Regions from separate parts of the Homo sapiens genome. Here regions 1, 2 and 3 are each linked to region 4. Evidence: chromatin contacts called from ENCODE Hi-C or POLR2A ChIA-PET data. All regions are on one chromosome and are shown on one strand. Each heading gives the region's core, a stretch centred on a gene start or an enhancer-like site at or near the end of the contact. The rest is flanking DNA. Distances are from core to core; before and after follow the strand shown.

Region 1 (4,324 bases), core at 391-2,890, 1.6 Mb before region 4:
GTAACTTTTCAAAAAATAAGTGTGTAAGAAAGGCCAGTCAAATATTTCCAATAGGGGAAAAAATTAAAATTCAAACAAGGAAATTACATCCTAAAATCTAATGAACTTTTCAGTTTAATGCAGGGAATAACTTTTTTTTTTTTTAAAAAAAAGCCTTATTGTTATGAAAATTTTCGAACATACATGAAAGTGGAGAATGGCATAATGGATCCCATGTGTCTATCGAGGGGCCTCCACAGTGTCTGGTATAACAATTTGTTTCATTTTTGTCCCTACTTAAATGTTTTAAAGCAAATCTCAGACATTGTATCATTTCATTCTTAACTACTTCCGTTAGAAAATACAACCTTTCAATCAACATGTCTGACACTGGAATGGGCTGAAAAATATTGAAGCCAAGGCAGGGAGGAGTTAAAAGAGCACCCAGGCTCTGAAATCTGACTGGGCACAAATCCCGGCTCTACCACTTGCTAGGGCACACCCTTGGCATCAGTTTTCTCATCTATAAAATGGGGCTAAAAGTAGCACTTCTCTTATGAAGTTGTTGTGAAGATTAAATGAATAATATGGCTTGAAACAGTGCCTGGCACATACTCAGTTTGAGCTATTACTAACAGATTTTAGGAATATTTCCATTTACTACATAAACACTGGGATTCATAGATAAATTAGATCCTCTCTCAAACAGTAATTTATTAACTTAAAGGAAAGATATATACAAATCGAGAAGAAATAGTTATGATTCTACATGTTATTGCTTTTAAATAATAATATAGCAAACACATCACTTATTCAAGGATTTTGAAACTTTACAAAAATTGCATTATTCTAATTTTATCGCTAGAAAAATGGAGGCATACCAGTAGGTGACTCACACAGTTACTGAAATGAAGAATGCCAGATCATAAAACTAGCAGGTCTATTCTTTATGTCTATGGAGCATAACTATTTGTATTTTGTGCTTCTGACAATTGTGGCATACTTGACAAAATAATTTTGATGAGAATCCAGGAGGATATATAATTTAAAATTATATTAAAATTATCACTGAAAAATAAGACATCATTTAAAAATAACAGAAGAAGCAACTTTTTCTAAAAATTCTTTGACATGACTAAAGTAATATAAAAAGGAAGGGGTGTAGAAAATGAGTAAAAATAATGCCTTTAAACAACTGAAGACTATATTGACCATTTTTGGTTTGGGTAAAAAAAAATTTTTTTTAATTAATTATTTAAGAATAAACTGATAGGAAAAGTTAACATTATTTGGAAAGAAATGTAAATAATTTGAATATCCAAAGAAACAATTAGACTCATTAAAGCTCCTAAATGTATACATATGTATCAGAAAGGAATGTGAACTATTAAGGAAACTTGGTAGATAATGAAAGAATTTGGAAATCTGAAGGCTTTAAGAGGCAGAGTTGTAGATCAACCCCTCATACCAAATAATCAACTCCAAAGTAAAACTTTGAATATAAACTAACTGCAAAAGAAACCTTCGCGATATGTAATAAGATGGCACACGCTGTGCTTCTGAGGACATGTGTGGATGCCTCCCCCACGTACATCTGTGCTGACTGACTGACACACGCGTGTGCAGGGGCCAGCACAGGCATTCCTTTCCATTTAGTAAAGACAGCACAAAGAGTCTCCTGTTGGACTGAAGATAGAATTACCTCACAGAGTAAGAAATGCCGACATTTCACTGGAACAAAGCAGTTGTCAGAAAGTTCTGTTCCGCTTTTTGGGAACAGAGGTTAACTCCTCTTCCTTGTTTCATGCATAACAAATTTGACTTCCCAGAAAATATAATATTTAATTTCAACTTAAAAGGTCTTTGGAAAGGTGCTTTTCCCAGTGAATATGAAAGGAAAATTTTGTTAGCAGGAAATAAATTTTTGATATCTATTTTATCACATAAAATCAAATTAATGATAAAAATTTATTATCTTTATAGGACCAGTTACTGTACAACTACTAACTTCCTGGTAACTCAAAATTATGTGATATTTTAAAACTACAGAATTTAGATTTAGATAAGTGAATGTAAATATATCTAAAGCATACTTCTGAAACGAACACGGGTTTTGTTGATGTGGTCTCTTTAGGGTGGCAGCATATTATGCCAAGTGGTATTTGGTGGTTAAATATGTTCCACAGTCCTTTAAAAATCCAACTATAATCCCACTTCTCCACAAAGGAAATGCTGCTTTTCAGAGTTTATCAAATCTAGGATGTCTTGGGAAGTATGATGCTTACTCAGGAAATACAGGTTGGGAGAGGGAGAGAAAGGAGGAGGGCACTTTGCACTTTTTCACATGCTTTTGGGGATGATGGTGGATAACTTTCCTGCCTCACTCAAAGGACATACATGAAGAATGTTTGGCAAATACAAAACAAACTTTTAGTATATATATTTTAAAAGTATGAACAATTTTAATGACTAAAATAACGAAAAGTGTGATTATGAAATGTAAAGGTATAATGCTGCTACTAATTTCAGGATACATATACTATTTGAAAACAGACTCATACATGAAACTTCTGTGGAAAAGTGACATGGTTTAGGCATTCACAGGCCACCTAAAAGATTGGGACAAAAATTTGTGTCTTTCGGAATACACGTCAGAAATTGGCCCATGTGAGCCGAAACCAAAAGTAGTTTTCTTTAGAGGTCCACATGAACTATCTTAATAATCTTGATTTGACTATTAAGAACCTAAATATTTGCAGTCACAAAACAGATTCCTAATACAATATTTAGATAGGCCAGACACAGCATTTGGAGGTGATGAAGGGGGAGTGGAACAGGCGCTTTCTATCTCACCACCACCAAATGGAAGGCACCCATAGTTCCACTGCTAGGATTGTTTATTTTTTACTTTGGAGTCCTGGAAACACGTTATGGCAAATTCAAGAAGCTTAAAGAACAGATACGAATACTGGAACCTTACTCTCCTCAAAAAAAAAAAAAAAAATCCAAAAATCCATGGGAATAAACAAAAAAATGCCAACAAGCTTTACATGCTCAATGAATTTTCTGCTGCAGGGAACCTTTCACCAGGGCTAAAGTTCACTTGGAGGGAAAAAAAGTCCAACACTCTCTAACATAAGTTTATGTTGTCAATTTAGGTTAATTTTTAATCAGACTAGGTTAGCCAGGCAGTCACATACATTATTATAGGCAATCTGTCCACAGATCAGGGTATTAATTAATGTTAGTAATCCACTTGTAGTTAGATTTTATGCCTTAAAAATTTCTCGACATCTATAAACAGAAAATTGTTGAGAATAAGTTAAAGTATTTTTCAGGTTATGCCTTACAGCTAACTGCAACGACATGGAAAAATCCTGTTGAGAAGTCAGCATTCTGTAGAAAGGCTTTTTCTTCTAATGATGCCAGTTAGAGAACATATTTTAGGAGGGTCTCTTCTATAACCAATCATATCAAGACACTGAATAAAAAAAATAGTATGCACCTGGGTCTATTCCTTTGGGTTATAATAGTTAAATAATCTTCTCTTAAAATCTTTAGCAAAACTTTAAAATCAAAAGAAAATAAAAGTTATTTTTAAAAAGATAAAAACGAGTTATGATCACATGGGATGAATTCCTTTTCTAGAAATACTCAAATTATTTAGAGCTGTGTCACTAGATCTAAAACCGTGACAACATTCCTAGTGCTTGTAACTTAGAAATAAAGGTAAGGCAGAAACACAGCCCATGCTGATACTAAACAAAGGCCAGCTTCTATGGGCCCAACAGATGATAAGCTGCAGGATTCACACTAGTGACTGTGGATGACTGCTCTACTCAAAGGAAATACTTACACATTTTGAGAAAACCGACACATAGGCAAAGACCAAAACCAAGAACAAAAACCAAAGCCAAACCACACCAAATAAAAGTGTACTTCCTGAAGACGGCAGCTATTTTAACTACCAAAAGGTGTGTGTATGTGTACACATGACAAGCAACTTTGCTGGGGTATTCAGTAAGCTTTACATATTTAAAATGCACAATTAGATAAGTTTTGACGTGTGTATAGAGACGGAAACCACTACCACAATCAAGAGATACACAGTTAACTGAATGCAGGAACACTATTCCTAGCATATAAGTGACAATGTAGTATATATTAAAGTATATAGTATAAACAGAATATCACACAATGTTAAATCAAGATTACATAAAATGGCATAAAGTAATTTGATTTATATTGATAAATGTTCATAAAGACTAAAAAAAGACTCAGACAAAGCAAGGAGGGTAAAAATAATGAGTCACTGGTTTAAATATTCTAACATGCCTCTTTCCTT
Region 2 (4,219 bases), core at 783-3,282, 1.7 Mb before region 4:
GCCTCTCCAACAAGTCTGGGTGGATGGAGAAGTTTCCAGGCTCCCCTGAAATCAACACTCTCGTGTTGATGGGGAGAAATTAAGAACAAGAGGATTTGGCTAAGGTCCCAGCGTGCGATGGCGTCTGAGCTGAAGTGCTGGGCTGCCTACAGAAATCTCTTCTAGAGATTGAGCTGGAGTAGGATTTCTCTCCTCTGAACAAGTAGATGATTATACAATGTTCCATTCTCAGGGGGTAAAGCCCTCTCCAGTCTTCCCAAGACCCAGTGAAGAAGAAGAGAGGGTTCCTAGCTAAGGAAGGGAGACAAGGGTGGTGGCTTTCCACGGCTCCCGCACGTGCTGGGTGTGAAGCTGGTAGTGGAAGTGTGTTTCCTCAGCAGCTGTGAGTCCTCAGAATACTGGGTCCCCACGGACCAGCCAGCAGAGGGACAGCCCTTCCTTAGTGGGGCTCTCCAAGGGCCATAGGAGCACCATGGGCTGGTGCATGTGGCCTCGGGCTGCTCTGGGGAGAGGGTCATTGGTCCCTCTTACTCACCTCCTGTCGGGAGTGGCCAGACACAGCCTGACCATACAAGGGTGACTAGGAGTTTAGGTTCGAGAGTATTGAGGGTGGCCAGGCATTCCGAGTCCAGGGCCCTCCAGGCAAAAACAACTCATCAACCTTTTGAAAGCAACAGCTGAGTCACTAATACCATTAGCAACCAGAATTTGCACTTTCGGTGTGCCGGCATTCTTCTGAGTGTTTTACCTAGAGTCACTGACTCAATTCTCACTGAAACCCTAGGAGGGAGGCAGTGCTATTGCCTCCATTGTATAGATGAGGCAACTGACACTCAGAGAGGTGAAGTAACTTCCTCAAGGATACACAGCTTATAAACACTGGGATTCACACCCAGTTAGTTTGGCTCCAGCATTCCTGCTTTTGACCCCAACATTACACAGCCTCTGATTTATACAATTACAAACATTTTAAATACTGGAAGCTGAATTCAAACTGCATCCACCAACTTGACTTCTAAGACCCCATACACTTTACCTGAGGGGTGCTCAGCCACCAGGCAAAGAATGGGCTGCAGTGACACACTGGCACACGTGCCTCCCGCTTGCGTCTGTGTTCTAAGCTGCTGCGTCCCTGTTGATGTGCACTGAGCTTGCGAGTGATTTGGACTCTCGAGACAATTTCTTTTTTCTTTTCTTTTTTTTTTTTTGAGACGGAGTCTCGCTCTGGCTGGAGTGAAGTGGCGTGATCTTGGCTCACTGCAACCTCCACCTCCTGGGTTCAAACAATTCTCCTGCCTCAGCCTCCCAAGTAGCTGGGATTACAGGTGCCCGCCACCATGCCTGGCCATTTGTTTTTGTATTTTTAGTACAGACGGGGTTCTACCATGTCGGTCAGGCTGGTTTCAAACTCCTAACCTCAAGTGATCCACCTGCCTCAGCCTTCCAAAGTGCTAGGATTACAGGCCTGAGCTACCGCGCCCGGCCTCTCGAGACAATTTCTGTTCAGCCAACTTTTCCTATATCTTTCTCAAAATTATTAGTTTCCGCCCACTGTTCCAATCGAATATGGTCTCTTTTATGAATACCAGCTCTGTCGCCTGCAGCACATTTGCTCTCCCTGGAAGCTTTGGGTCATTTGTGGATCTGGACAGCGTGTTTTCACTGAAGCCGCTGGGTGAGAACAGTGGAGGCGCAGGCGCAGGCTGGGGGCTGGGCAGACACTTCCTTTAGGTGCTGCTGTGTATTCAGCTATGGATCCATCCACTGTGCACTCCCATCCAGCCGGTTTGTCCCAGAGGTGGTGGTAGGGAAGTTCCAGGACATTCCTGTTTCCTCCGCTGCCTTCTCTCTTAGCTGAGCCCTTTCTCACCTTTCCTCCCAGACCCTGTTCCCTCCCCTTACTTGCGGGGCATCCTCGGGGACAGGTTCTGAAACCACAGCTGTGGGCCAGCGTTCCACCTATTGTCTGCGAGCCAGCAGAGCAGAACAAACCTGCCTGAGATTCTCATTACAGCTTGTGATTTGGGAGACGGGCCAGCTGCGGCTGTTGCCAGGGCAACCAGTGGTGCGGAAAAAGGTAACAAAAAAGAGCCTGGAGCCTCTTGACCGGACTTCAGGAGTGAAGGAGTGGAGGGGAGGGCTCGGGCTTGCCATTCAGGAGCGATTGTTGACATGTCAACTGCAATCCCTCTGCCCCTCTCCAGGCCGGGACAGCCCCCAGCACAGCGCCCTGCCATGCACCACCAGCATGTGCCTGCTCTGTGTCTGTGTTTTCAGGGGTCCACTTGGCCCTGCGTAGCCTTTTCTCTTTTATGCATTTCCCCACTCACACTTGAATGTCTTCAATTCCTTCCTCCCTTTCTCTCATTCTCTTCTGCAGCCCCTTTCCCTCTCCTTTCCCACGTACCAGAACATCAGCCTCAAAAGATTAAAAGAAAATTAGCCAGGGGTGGTGACACGTGCCTGTAATCTAGCTACTCAGGAGGCTGAGGTGGGAGGCTCTCTTGAGCTCAGGAGGTGGAGGCTGCAGTGAGCTGTGATTGTGCCACCGCACTCCAGCCTGCGCGACACAAGTCCCCATGTCTCTAAAATAAAATTTAAAAAAATAATAAAATGAAATGTAAATAAGGCACGGGAGGGAACTGATGGTCCTGTGCTGGCAGATCCTGCGGCCTCAGCACCTAAGCGGCCAATGGGCAAAGGTGGTGAATTCAGCCTGTCTAGATAACCTGTGATTCATTGGTTGGGCAGTGATTTGTGACGAGCCCTGGGACGGTTTCTTTCCAGTTACCCACTGGACGTCTTGTGCTGCCATATCCTGGGGAGCCAGAGGGGGGCATTTTCCTTTGAAGGCTTTGAGAGTCATAGCCAAGCCCTTTTCTCCATGGCGTCCCTCCCTGACCCCACCCAACATTTCAGGAGTTAACCTTCCTAAGAGCCGAGCTCTGGCCGTTTTACTCATCGAAGAGGGAATCCCCTACACATTTTAGGTACTCACGCAGCTCGCTTGCCTGAGCACAGGCTTCGACCTTTACCTCACTTCTGGTAGGAGGTCTGTTTCATTCCCATCCAATCTGCAGGTTTTTCCCTAATCCCTTAAGGAAGCAGTAACTTCATGTTTCTCAGAATATCCTGATTGGAAGAATCACTCGGCAGCTTAGAGCACAGATTCCTGAGCCGCATCTCAGACCTACTGAATCAGAAACTCTGGGGAAGTTATCTGGGAATCTGCTTTAGAAAAATTGCCCCCGGTGATGCTCATGTTAGGAGAGGTTTGGGGAACAAAGCCCAAGTGCTGATTTTCGCTTCTCGGGCTCAGCACTTGGGTTCTGTCTGGGCCTCAGGGTACTCTTTCATCTGCAAGGTGGAACTGATCCTCACAGCTCTGCTATCCTGCCCACAAACTTCCCAGACCAGGGAGGCTCTGGGGAGGCATGGCCGGCCTGGTGCTGGCCCAGTGTGGTCAGGACTAGGTCATGCCCCTGTTGCCCATGGCTCACCATGCTGTGGATATCACATCCATCCATGCCTATTGGCTCATGGCAGCTTAAGCCCTAGAAAGAACAGGTGGGAGAACTTTAGCTCTATGTGCCCACCAGGGATCTCACACCTCCTGGCTGCAGGAGCTGGACGGGAGGTCACCTGGCTTTGATGTAAGCTGCCACCTCTTTATGCATCCATCCTGCGAGCACTTGACATGCTATTGCTCTGCGGCATCGTGGCAGCGCTGTATACCGAGAGGAATGCAGGGTTTAGGGCTCAAAAGCTCTGGTTGAATCCTGGCTGCCACTTGCTACCTGTGGGGTCCTGGAGCACTTCCTTTCCTTATCTGTAAAACATGGATAACAACCAACTTCACAGGGTTGCTGTGAAAATTAAGTATGAAAAATTTCCAGCAGAGTGCTTTGCAGATAGAGAACTCGATGCATGTCAGTTCCCTTTCTGTTCATTTTCTCTCTTCCTGTTCAGGTACAGGCTGATTCATTAAACCTCTCTCACTTCTTCTTTCAGATCCCATTAAAACACTTCTGAAGAAAGGTCAAGATACAAAAATCAATTGTATTTTCATATAGTAGCACCAAACATTTGGGAACTGATATTTAAAAAACCAATTCCATTTACAATAGTGTCAAAAAACATAAGATAATTAGCAACAGATTAATAAAAGATGGGAAATATTCAATATCAATACTGAAAACACAAGATGATGCTGAGAGAA
Region 3 (4,698 bases), core at 1,437-3,936, 2.0 Mb before region 4:
CAGGCTAATTTTTGTATTTTTAGTAGGGATGGGGTTTCCCTATATTGGCCAAGCTGGTCTCGAACTCCTGACCTGAAGTGATCTGCCTGCCTCAACCTCCCAAAGTGCTGGGATTACAGGTGTGGGCCACTGCGCCCGGCCATGTTATTTATTTATTTATTTATTTATTTATTTATTTATTTATTTGAGACAGAGTCTAGCTCTGTCGCCCAGGCTGGAGTGCAGTGGCGCAATCTCGGCTCTCTGCAAGCTCTGCCTCCTGGGTTCGCGCCATTCTCCTGCCTCAGCCTCCCGAGTAGCTGGGACTACAGGCGCTCGCCACCACGCCCGGCTAATTTTTTTTTGGATTTTTAGTAGAGACGGGGTTTCACCATGTTAGCCAGGAATGTTGGGCTAATTTTTGTATTTTTAGTAGAGACAGGGGTTTCGCCATGTTGGTCAGGCTGGTCTTGAACTCCTGACCTCGTGATCCGCCCGCCTTGGCCTCCCAAAGTGCTGGGATTACAGGCGTGAGCCACCGCGCCCAGCACCACATTATCTTGTTAATAATGAATTGTAAGCCTCTGGAAGCTTTTCCTCTTTCCTCCCTTTCTTCATTCTTTAATGTTTTTCTCGCTGAAAGAGCACTGAAAAGGATAGCTAAAATATAGTGCCGGAGCTCAAGGATCTCACAGTCTAATGGAGGAGAGAAATACCAGAGAAGGAGCAATTCGTGTCAGGGATGGGGGATCTGGTTGGGCTTCACAAAAGATGAAATAATTTGGGTCTGTGTCCCCACCAAATCTCATGTTGAATTGTAATCCCCAATGTTGGAGGTGGGCCGTGGTGGGAAGTGTTTGGGTCGTGGGGTTGGATCCCTCACAGTAGTGAGTTGTCATGAGATCTGGTTGTTTAAAAATGCGCCCCCCGCCGCCGCTCCCTCTCCCGCCATGTCAGTCGCCTGCTCCCCTTCGCCTTCCGCCATGATTGGAAGCCCCCGGAAGCCTCCCCAGAAGCTGTTGCCGGTGCTATGCGACCTGTACAGCCTGCAGAACCGTGAGCCAATTGAACCTTGTTTTCTATAAATTATGCAGTCTCAGGTATTTCTTCATAGCAATGAGAGAACAGACTAATATAGAAGACAACACCATGAGTTGGAGAAGAGCATTCCAGCTCACGCCATGGCCTCAGGGGCATCCTACTCTTGATTTTCTTTGATGTATACATGAAGGGGATGGTGGCAGAAACACTTTCAATGAATTTGTGCTCTTGGAGTCACCTTTACATCAATTCGAGGGGGAAATGCCGTGATTAAGCCATTCGCTAAGTAAAGCTGTCAAATAGCAGCTTCTGGTGCATGTAGACCAGGCAGTCACATTTGGTGATTTAGGGGCTGTGTGAAGACCCCGCGCCTACCGTTAAACAATCTATCCAAATCACTCCCATCTCTACAAATATACGACAGCTGCCACAGAAATCTCTTGTTTTCGCTCTGGAGGGAGAATGCCTCCAGTAACTGGTTTACTTATAGGGCCAGCTTATTAAACTTACAGTTTACTTATTTATTTTTATTTGTTTGTTTTGGTTTTTGTTTTGTTATTGTTGTTTTTTGAACTTACAGTATAAAAAACAGTAACTCAGACATTTGAATCCTGCCCCACCACTAATCAGCTTCTTGCCTTGGCCAATCCCAACCTGAGTCAGTACCCTTATTCGTACAATGGATTTAGTAACACCTGCTTTATGCAGTAATTACAAAGGTTAAAATAATCCATACCTGTTAAATAACTGGCCAGTGCTTGGCCAAAATAGAATCCCCAAATAGTTTGAATCTGTGTCACGAGACTCTGACAGCACAGGGCACTGATGCACAGAAAGGGTGTCATTGTGTCACTGAAGAGGTGTGATTGATGGGCGGGGTCTGGTGTTTATTTGCAGCACCAGAGAGGGGGCCTCCCACCGAGGAAGGAAATGCCAGAAATAAAGGGGCAATGAGGGGGCGTGAGGGTGAGGACATGACCCGCGTCACCAGGGCAGTCGTGGGCTGAAGCCTTTCTGTATGTCCTCCTGCCCCCCGGTCACCTGCAGCGAGTGAGACCTTCCAGGGCCACATGACATGAACCGTGGGAACAGCACCTTCACTAGGCTGTGCCTGACTTTCGAAGGGGTTTTCAGGAGAGCTTTGGACAAAGCGTGGAGGCACGAATTCTCAAAAAATCCAAATGAGGGCCCCAGAGCCACTGGCCTCCCCACTTTCTGCAGCAGGACCTGGGTGGACACTGGTGCCCACAGACCCCCCAGACAGGACACGAGGTGCCCCGCGAGGTGGAAATACATCTTCTTCCCGCCTCACAGTGCAGCAGAGAAGCACTGACTTTCTAGCTGCTTTAGCCACACACAATGGCACCTCTGTTCCTGTCCAGTGAGCTTGCTGCCTCCAGGGACACTGCCGGGGCCCATCGTGGCCATGCCGGGAACATGCAGTCCTTTGATAATCGCCCTTTATCCCGGCCTCTAAATCAAAGCGGCAAACATGCTGACAACAACTCCAGCAAACGCAACCGATGCTTTCAGGTCTGACCCTGAAACGGAGACCCACCTCCGTGGGGAGAAGCACACGCTTCTCTGGGCTGTAGGCTCGACGGAAACAGGAACTGCGGGCCCTGCACACAGCTGCGCTCGCCGGGGCAGCTCAGACTCACATCCCCAGGGGGATGCGAGTTATCCAGAACGGCGTTCCTGACCCCCAGAGGGGTGAGTCACCCCGGCCCGCCTTTCCACGTGCTGTGTGAAGCCTGTGGACAACTTCAGATGCCTTGTTGTTTTTTTATCGAGGTGAAATTCAAGTAACGTAAAATGAACCATTTAAAGTGAAAAATTCGGGCCGGGTGCAGTGGCTCACACCTGTAATCCCAGCACTTTGGGAGACCGAGGTGGGAGGATCGTTTGAGCCCAGGAGTTCGAGACCAGCCTGGACAACATAGTGAGACCCTGTCCCCGAAAAAAGAAAAACAAAATTAGCCGGGCATGGTAGTGTGCACCTGTGTTCCCAGCTACTCCGGAGGCTGAGGTGGGAGGATGGCTTAAGCCTGGTGGGGGTTGAGGCTGCAATGAGCTATGATTGTCCCACTGCACTCCCAGCCTGGGTGACAGAGAGAGGCCCTGTCTCAAAAAAAAACTAAAATAAATAAATAAATAAAAGGAATAATTCAGTGGCATTTAAAACATTCACTGTTCTGCAGGCACCACCGCTATCTAGCTCCAAAGTGTTCTCCTCACCCCAAATACAACCCCGCACCCATGTGCAGTCACTCTTCATTCTCCCCTCCCAGACTGTGACGGCAACGTGCCAGGGACTGTGCTCAGGGCAGAAGCACAGTGGTCAACACAGCGGTTGCAGTCCCTGCCAACATGGGGTCCAGTCTAACGTGACATCCAGATACAAAACAACTGGAAATGGCACGTGTTACAGGAGCCTATGACAGAAGTGCTAAGCAGGGGCCGGGCGCCGTGGCTCACGCCTGTAATCCCAACACTTTAGGAGGCCGAGGAGGGTCAGGGGTTCAAGACCAGCCTGGCCAACATGGTGAAACTCAGTCGGTACTAAAAATACAAAAATTAGCCAGGCGTGGTGGTGCACGCCTTTAATCCCAGCTACTCAGGAGGCTGAGGCAGGAGAATCACTTGAACCCAGGAGGCAGAGGTTGCAGTGAGCCGAGATTGTGCCACTGCACTCCAGCTTGGGTGACAAAGCGAGACTCCGTCTCAAAAAGAAAAAAAAAAACACTGCTGAGCGGGTCCAAGCTCAGAGTTCCCATACGATGCCCTGCTGAGGTGGGCTTGACGGTCATCCCCATTCTCCAGATGAACAAACTGGAATCTTGAGAGGTTAAATGCCCTGCTCAAGGTTAGACCACCAATAAATGGCAAAGTTGGGATTCAAACAAAGGTCCCTGTGACATCCACCAAGTTGCTTTCTGTCTCTATGGATTTAATTATCCCGTACATTTCATATCAATGGAATCACACAATATGTGACCTTTTGTGTCTGGCTTCTGTTATTTTAATATTGCAAAGGTTCATCCATGATGTAGCATACTTTAATGCTCGATTCCCTTTTTTTCTTTTTTTATCAGAGTCTCGCTCTGTCACCCAGGCTAGAGTGCAGTGGCGCGATCTTGGCTCACTGCAAGCTCCGCCTCCCGGGTTCACGCCATTCTTCTGCCTCAGCCTCCCGAGTAGCTGGGACTACAGGCGCCCGCCACCATGCCCGGCTAATTTTTTGTATTTTTAATAGAGACGGGGTTTCACTCTGTTAGCCAGGATGGCCTTGATCTCTGACCCCGTGATCCGGCCACCTCGGCCTCCCAAAGTGCTGGGATTACAGGTGTGAGCCACCGCGCCCAGCCTCGATTCCCTTTTATAACTGAATCCTATTTCATTGTATGGATGGACACACTTTGTTTCTTCGCTCATCTGCGGATGCACATTTGGCTTGTTTTCCTTTTGGTTTCTGTTGACAGTGTTGCTATGAACATTGGTGCACAGTATCTGTTTGAGTCCCTGCTTTTAATTCTTTAGGAGTGGGATGCTGGATCATAGGATGATTTTGTTTGTTTGTTTGTTTGTTTTGAGACAGGGTCTTGCTCTGTCCCCCAAGCTGGAGTGCAGCGGTGTGATCACGGTTCACTGCAGCCTTGACCTCCCGAGCTCTGGGGA
Region 4 (4,473 bases), core at 773-3,272:
TTGACAACTACGTAGAGAAAGAGACATCTGCCTAGAAAAAAAATGCTGAAAGGTGATACATAAAAATACTGATAAAGGTATGTTTAGGTAGTAGGTATATTTTACATTTTTTTCTGTTATTCTGTATTTTCAAATATTCCTTCATGAATATATACTGCTTTTTACTAAAAAAAAGTTTGAATTATCCTATTAAATTTATGGTCATGATTTTTAAGAATAAAATAAATATGGAATAGAATAATTTACACACTACTAAATTGATGAGTTAATATTTTCCTTGAGTTTATAAACTCAAATTGGATCAAATTATTAAAATTCAAAAAAATTCTAAAGGAAGGTTATTTTTTGAACTTCGGTTCTCAAATGTAATTTGAACGTATTAACTTCCAACACTAGCAACAAAAATATCCATCGCAAACGAGAGTCATTTGCAAGCTTGCTTTGGCAAAATAAGCCCTTTTCAAATGGGACCTTACACAGTATTCCAATATAAAATTCACACTGAAATGAAGCCCCTCTAGTGAATACCAATTTGGGGCCCTGCCCATGCCCATCCTCCTGGAGGCTCCCAAGGAACCTCTGTTGAACCCAGGGTTCCGTGAGCCACAGTTCTAATGCTCTTGGACAGAGTAGAGTATGAGCCCTGGGTTTTAAGTCCCAGCTCTACAGGTAACTATTTGCATGATATTCAGAAAGTTGTAGCATGATGTTGATGAATTATATTATCTCTGGGGTCTCCTCCAAGTCTGTAGTTCTTTGAATCTGTTTGACTAGGGTGGACCATGCCAGTATGCATTTTTGTTTTCTTTTTTTTTTGAGATGGAGTCTCACTCTGTCACCCAGGCCGGAGTGCAGTGGTGCAATCTCAGCTCACCGCAAACTCCGTCTCCCAGGTTCAAGTGATTCTCCTGTCTCAGCCTTCCAAGTAGCTGGGATCACAGGTGCCTGCCATTATGCCTGGCTAATTTTTGTATTTTTACTAGAGATGGGGTTTTACCGTGTTGGCCAGGCTGCTTTCAAACTCCTGATCTCAGATGATCCACCTGCCTCAGCTTCCCAAAGTGCTGGGATTACAGGCACGAGCCACCGCATCTGGCTGCTAGTATGCATTTGTTTAAATTATCAAATGGGAATCTGAAATGGGGCAATGGGAATTAAGAAAAATCATCTTTTTTTATTTAGAACTATCTTCAGACATGAACCCTCACAGTTGAACACATTACTTCACAATAAATATAGGCTGCCCTTCCGTGCCCCTCAGCCAAATGCCTTTTTAATTTTTTTTTTTATTTTCAACTCTTGCAACTAAATAAAGCAATCATACCACTAGTGTGACGGTTAATTTTATGTGTCAGCTTGGTTGGGCCATGGTGCCCAGATATGTGGTCAATCTTTATTCTGGATATTTCTGTGAGGATATTTTTGGGTGAGATTTCCCTGATATGGGTGAGCCCCATCCGATCTGCCGAAGGCCTGAAGAGCACAAAAAGCTGACCTCCCTGCAAGCGAGAGAGAATTCAGCAGCAAACAGCCTTCAGACTTCATCTGCAACATCAGCCCTTTCTGGCTCTGCACGAAACTGTCTTCAGACTCAAACTGCAGCTTTTTCCTGAGTCTCCAGACTGCTTACCACCCCCATCAGATTTTGGACTCACCAAGCCTCCACTGTCCCATGAGCAAATTCCTTAAAATATCCACCTATCTATCTCCTATTGGTTTGTTTCTCTGGGAACCCTGACTAATGCAACCACCTTTATCATAAACTCGGAAGAGAATTCTCCATGACCCTCACATGTCTGCACATCTTCTGAGTAGAGGCCGTGAGAGTCTTTGTCCTGGAGTATCTTGTGAAAGATAGTTAAATAGTGAACAGCTTTGGAAGACAGAGACTGTGTGTCCTTCAAAGCAAAGGGCAGGTATGCCTACTGCTTCTTGTGAAAGGCAGCTTCCCATCCTCCAAGTTTAGGTTCACCTCCTGAAATGCAATCCACTGCATGTGCAAATGTCACCTGACCCTCCTTCAGTCACCCTCTGGGGGTGGGGAGTAGGAGAACCAAAATTGCTGATACTCTGCCTACTGCTATTGCTTGAGTCATAAAGTCCTTTTGGTCTTTGACCCAGAGTACTCATATCTTCTGTCAGCATTCACAAAACTAGGACAGGCTAACTTGAAACCTTACAAATAGGGTAAAATATTAGATCCTTCCCAGTTCCTTACAGTCCACATAAAATATGCCAAAGGGTCTATAATCAGAATCTCATCAAATGCATTGTGTGGTGTCTTGAAAATATATCTACAAATCCTTTGACAATCCTTCTTTGAAAAGGTGAGGTTCAATTCTGCTCCTCTGCGTGTCAGCTGGACTTTGTAACTTGCTTCTACAGAAATAGAATGTGGCAGAATGGGAGGCTAAGGTGGAGGGATCCCTTGAAGCCAGAAGTTTGAGACCAGCCTGGGCAACAGAGCAAGACCCTGTCTCTACAAAAAAGTTTAAAATTGACCAGGCGTGGTGTCTCACACCTGTAATCCCAGCACTTTTGGAGGCCAAGGTGGGCCGAATCATTTGAGGTCAGGAGTTCAAGAGCAGCCTGGCCAACACGGTGAAACCCCATCTCTACTAAAAATACAAAAATTAGCCAGGTGTGATGGTGGGTGCCTGTAATCCCAGCTACTCAGGAGGCTGAGGAAAGATAATCATTTGAAACGAGTAGGCGGATGTTGCACTGAGCTGAGTGTGCCTTTGCACTCCAGCCTGGACGACAGATTTAGACTCTGTCTGAAAAAAAAAAAAAAAAAGTTGAAAATTAGCTAGGCTCAGTGGCGTGTGTGCACCTGTAGTCCCAGCTACTCAAGTGGCTGAGGCGAGATGATAGCTTGGGCCCAGGTGTTCAAGACTGCAGTGAATCATGATCGCACCACTGCATTCCAGCCTGGGTGACAGTGAGACTCTGTGTCTACAAACAAATAAACAAACAAAAGCAAAAAACAAGACACATGAGCCATTCTATGGATGTCTTCAAATAAGCAACTATTTACTCTTATTGTCTTTATATGTGACAATATCCAAAGGGCAGCCTATTCACTCTGGAACATCTCACATGAGCAATTATACAGTGAAAGGAGCAAAAAAAGAAAAAAAATTAAAACCCTGAACATGAGCGATGGAATCAGAAGTGTCTATTCTGCCTCTTACTAAGAAGTGACCACACCCAAAGTCACTGAAGCTCTCTGATTTTCAGGTGATTTTGGATGACTAGTGTAGTCATACCTAGCTGTCTGGATAATTTTGATGATGAAATCAGAAACATAATAGCATTTATTATCTACTAAACATTGTGTACCGGAATTTAGAGCCATGATTTCTTTTAACATATCCAAACCATCTAGAATTGTGCCTGGCACATGTTATGTAATGCATAAACCTTAGGCCCTGTCTTCTCCCAACATAGAAGATTGATACTTGATCATGTGCCCATGATCTCAGTTTATGTGCCTTAAAATAAAATCCATGACTTCCTCTTGTTATGATGATGGCAAACATCTACTTGTAACTGTGCTCTAGTTAAAAAAAAAAAGTAATACTTCAACTTTTATGATTACAAGGCAATACACATTAAAATGACTCATTCTGATGAAGATATCAAAGTTACTGCTATCCAATGTGACTCTACTTCAGTCATAAAGAAAACGTTCTCATGTAGCCAGAGTCATCACAGTGGAAAAACAACTTCACTCCTTCCCTGAGCACTTGTGACAGCACCTCAGGTCTCACAGATGGGCTCAGGGGTCCCACAGGTGAGGTGCACACACCCAAGGTTCTGTACAGAATGATATATTGCAATACAAGTAAAAGAACATTAGAGCTTCTATGCACATTTATTTTTATCTGATTCATTTATTACGTGTATGTTTCTGTGTATCCTTTATAATGCTCAAAATATAACAGAAGACTTACCTGTCTCTATATTGTTTGTTCCTATCACTGTCTAATTGCTCATGGAAGCCACCCAGCAGGAAGGGGCTGGTCTTACACATCAGCAAATGTTAATGTCTTTATATGTTCATGATCAAAACCTTTTTACTGATGAGGTGTGTATCCTCAAAATATTTGGAAACCTCTGCTGCAGACCATCATTTAGATTAGAGTTGAAACTGACACTTAGCATTTAGATGGACTAAGACTAATTATGTCACCAATTTACAACAAGAATATTTTACAAAAATAAAACATAAAACGGCCTGGCGTGATAGCTCATGCCTGCAATCCTAGGACTTTAGGAGGCTGAGGCGGGTGGATCACTTGAGCTCAGGAGTTCAAAACTAGCCTGGGCAACATGGCAAAACCATATCTCTGTAAAAAACACAAAAATTAGCCAGGTGTGGCGGCACGAGCCTGTAATCCCAGCTGCTTGGGACTAAGGCAGGAGGATCACTTGAGCTGGGGAGGTGGAGGCTGCAGTGAGCCCAGATCA

The links. A loop is a pair of places that touch in the nucleus more often than their neighbours do. ChIA-PET counts read pairs that join two places held with the same protein, here RNA polymerase II (POLR2A). Pooled maps may share reads with other maps.
Region 1: a pooled map shows a loop between it and region 4 (5-fold over the local background). The contact joins two enhancer-like sites. A Hi-C loop is called at or near these places in 2 of 37 single-sample maps with no recorded cell type and 2 of 50 pooled maps.
Region 2: a loop to region 4 is called in a map with no recorded cell type, with 9 times the contacts of the local background. The contact joins two enhancer-like sites. A Hi-C loop is called at or near these places in 3 of 37 single-sample maps with no recorded cell type and 2 of 50 pooled maps.
Region 3: a pooled map shows a loop between it and region 4 (4-fold over the local background). The contact joins two enhancer-like sites. A Hi-C loop is called at or near these places in 2 of 37 single-sample maps with no recorded cell type and 3 of 50 pooled maps. POLR2A ChIA-PET finds 5 or more read pairs at or near these places in 1 of 52 experiments (OCI-LY7).

What each region holds. Positions count from the first base shown.
Region 1 is chr10:5,447,332-5,451,655 of GRCh38, reverse strand. The region is part of intron 3 of NET1 (neuroepithelial cell transforming 1); the gene reads right to left. Among named protein-coding and RNA genes, the nearest start is that of NET1, 37 kb to the right of the region's middle. Within about 2 kb of position 1,640, at least 11 of the 41 ENCODE cell types and tissues checked have a DNase peak (open chromatin) inside an H3K27ac peak, as active enhancers do.
Region 2 is chr10:5,581,569-5,585,787 of GRCh38, reverse strand. No RefSeq gene overlaps it. Among named protein-coding and RNA genes, the nearest start is that of LASTR, 12 kb to the left of the region's middle. RefSeq lists enhancers at 50-1,249, 1,856-2,384. Within about 2 kb of position 2,032, at least 7 of the 41 ENCODE cell types and tissues checked have a DNase peak (open chromatin) inside an H3K27ac peak, as active enhancers do.
Region 3 is chr10:5,838,404-5,843,101 of GRCh38, reverse strand. No RefSeq gene overlaps it. Among named protein-coding and RNA genes, the nearest start is that of TRV-TAC3-1, 13 kb to the left of the region's middle. RefSeq lists enhancers at 2,059-2,108, 2,389-2,568, 2,779-3,078. Within about 2 kb of position 2,686, at least 9 of the 41 ENCODE cell types and tissues checked have a DNase peak (open chromatin) inside an H3K27ac peak, as active enhancers do; they include OCI-LY7, where a contact is called at or near this core.
Region 4 is chr10:3,866,829-3,871,301 of GRCh38, reverse strand. No RefSeq gene overlaps it. Among named protein-coding and RNA genes, the nearest start is that of LINC02639, 35 kb to the right of the region's middle. RefSeq lists an enhancer at 1,100-1,599. Within about 2 kb of position 2,022, at least 4 of the 41 ENCODE cell types and tissues checked have a DNase peak (open chromatin) inside an H3K27ac peak, as active enhancers do; they include OCI-LY7, where a contact is called at or near this core.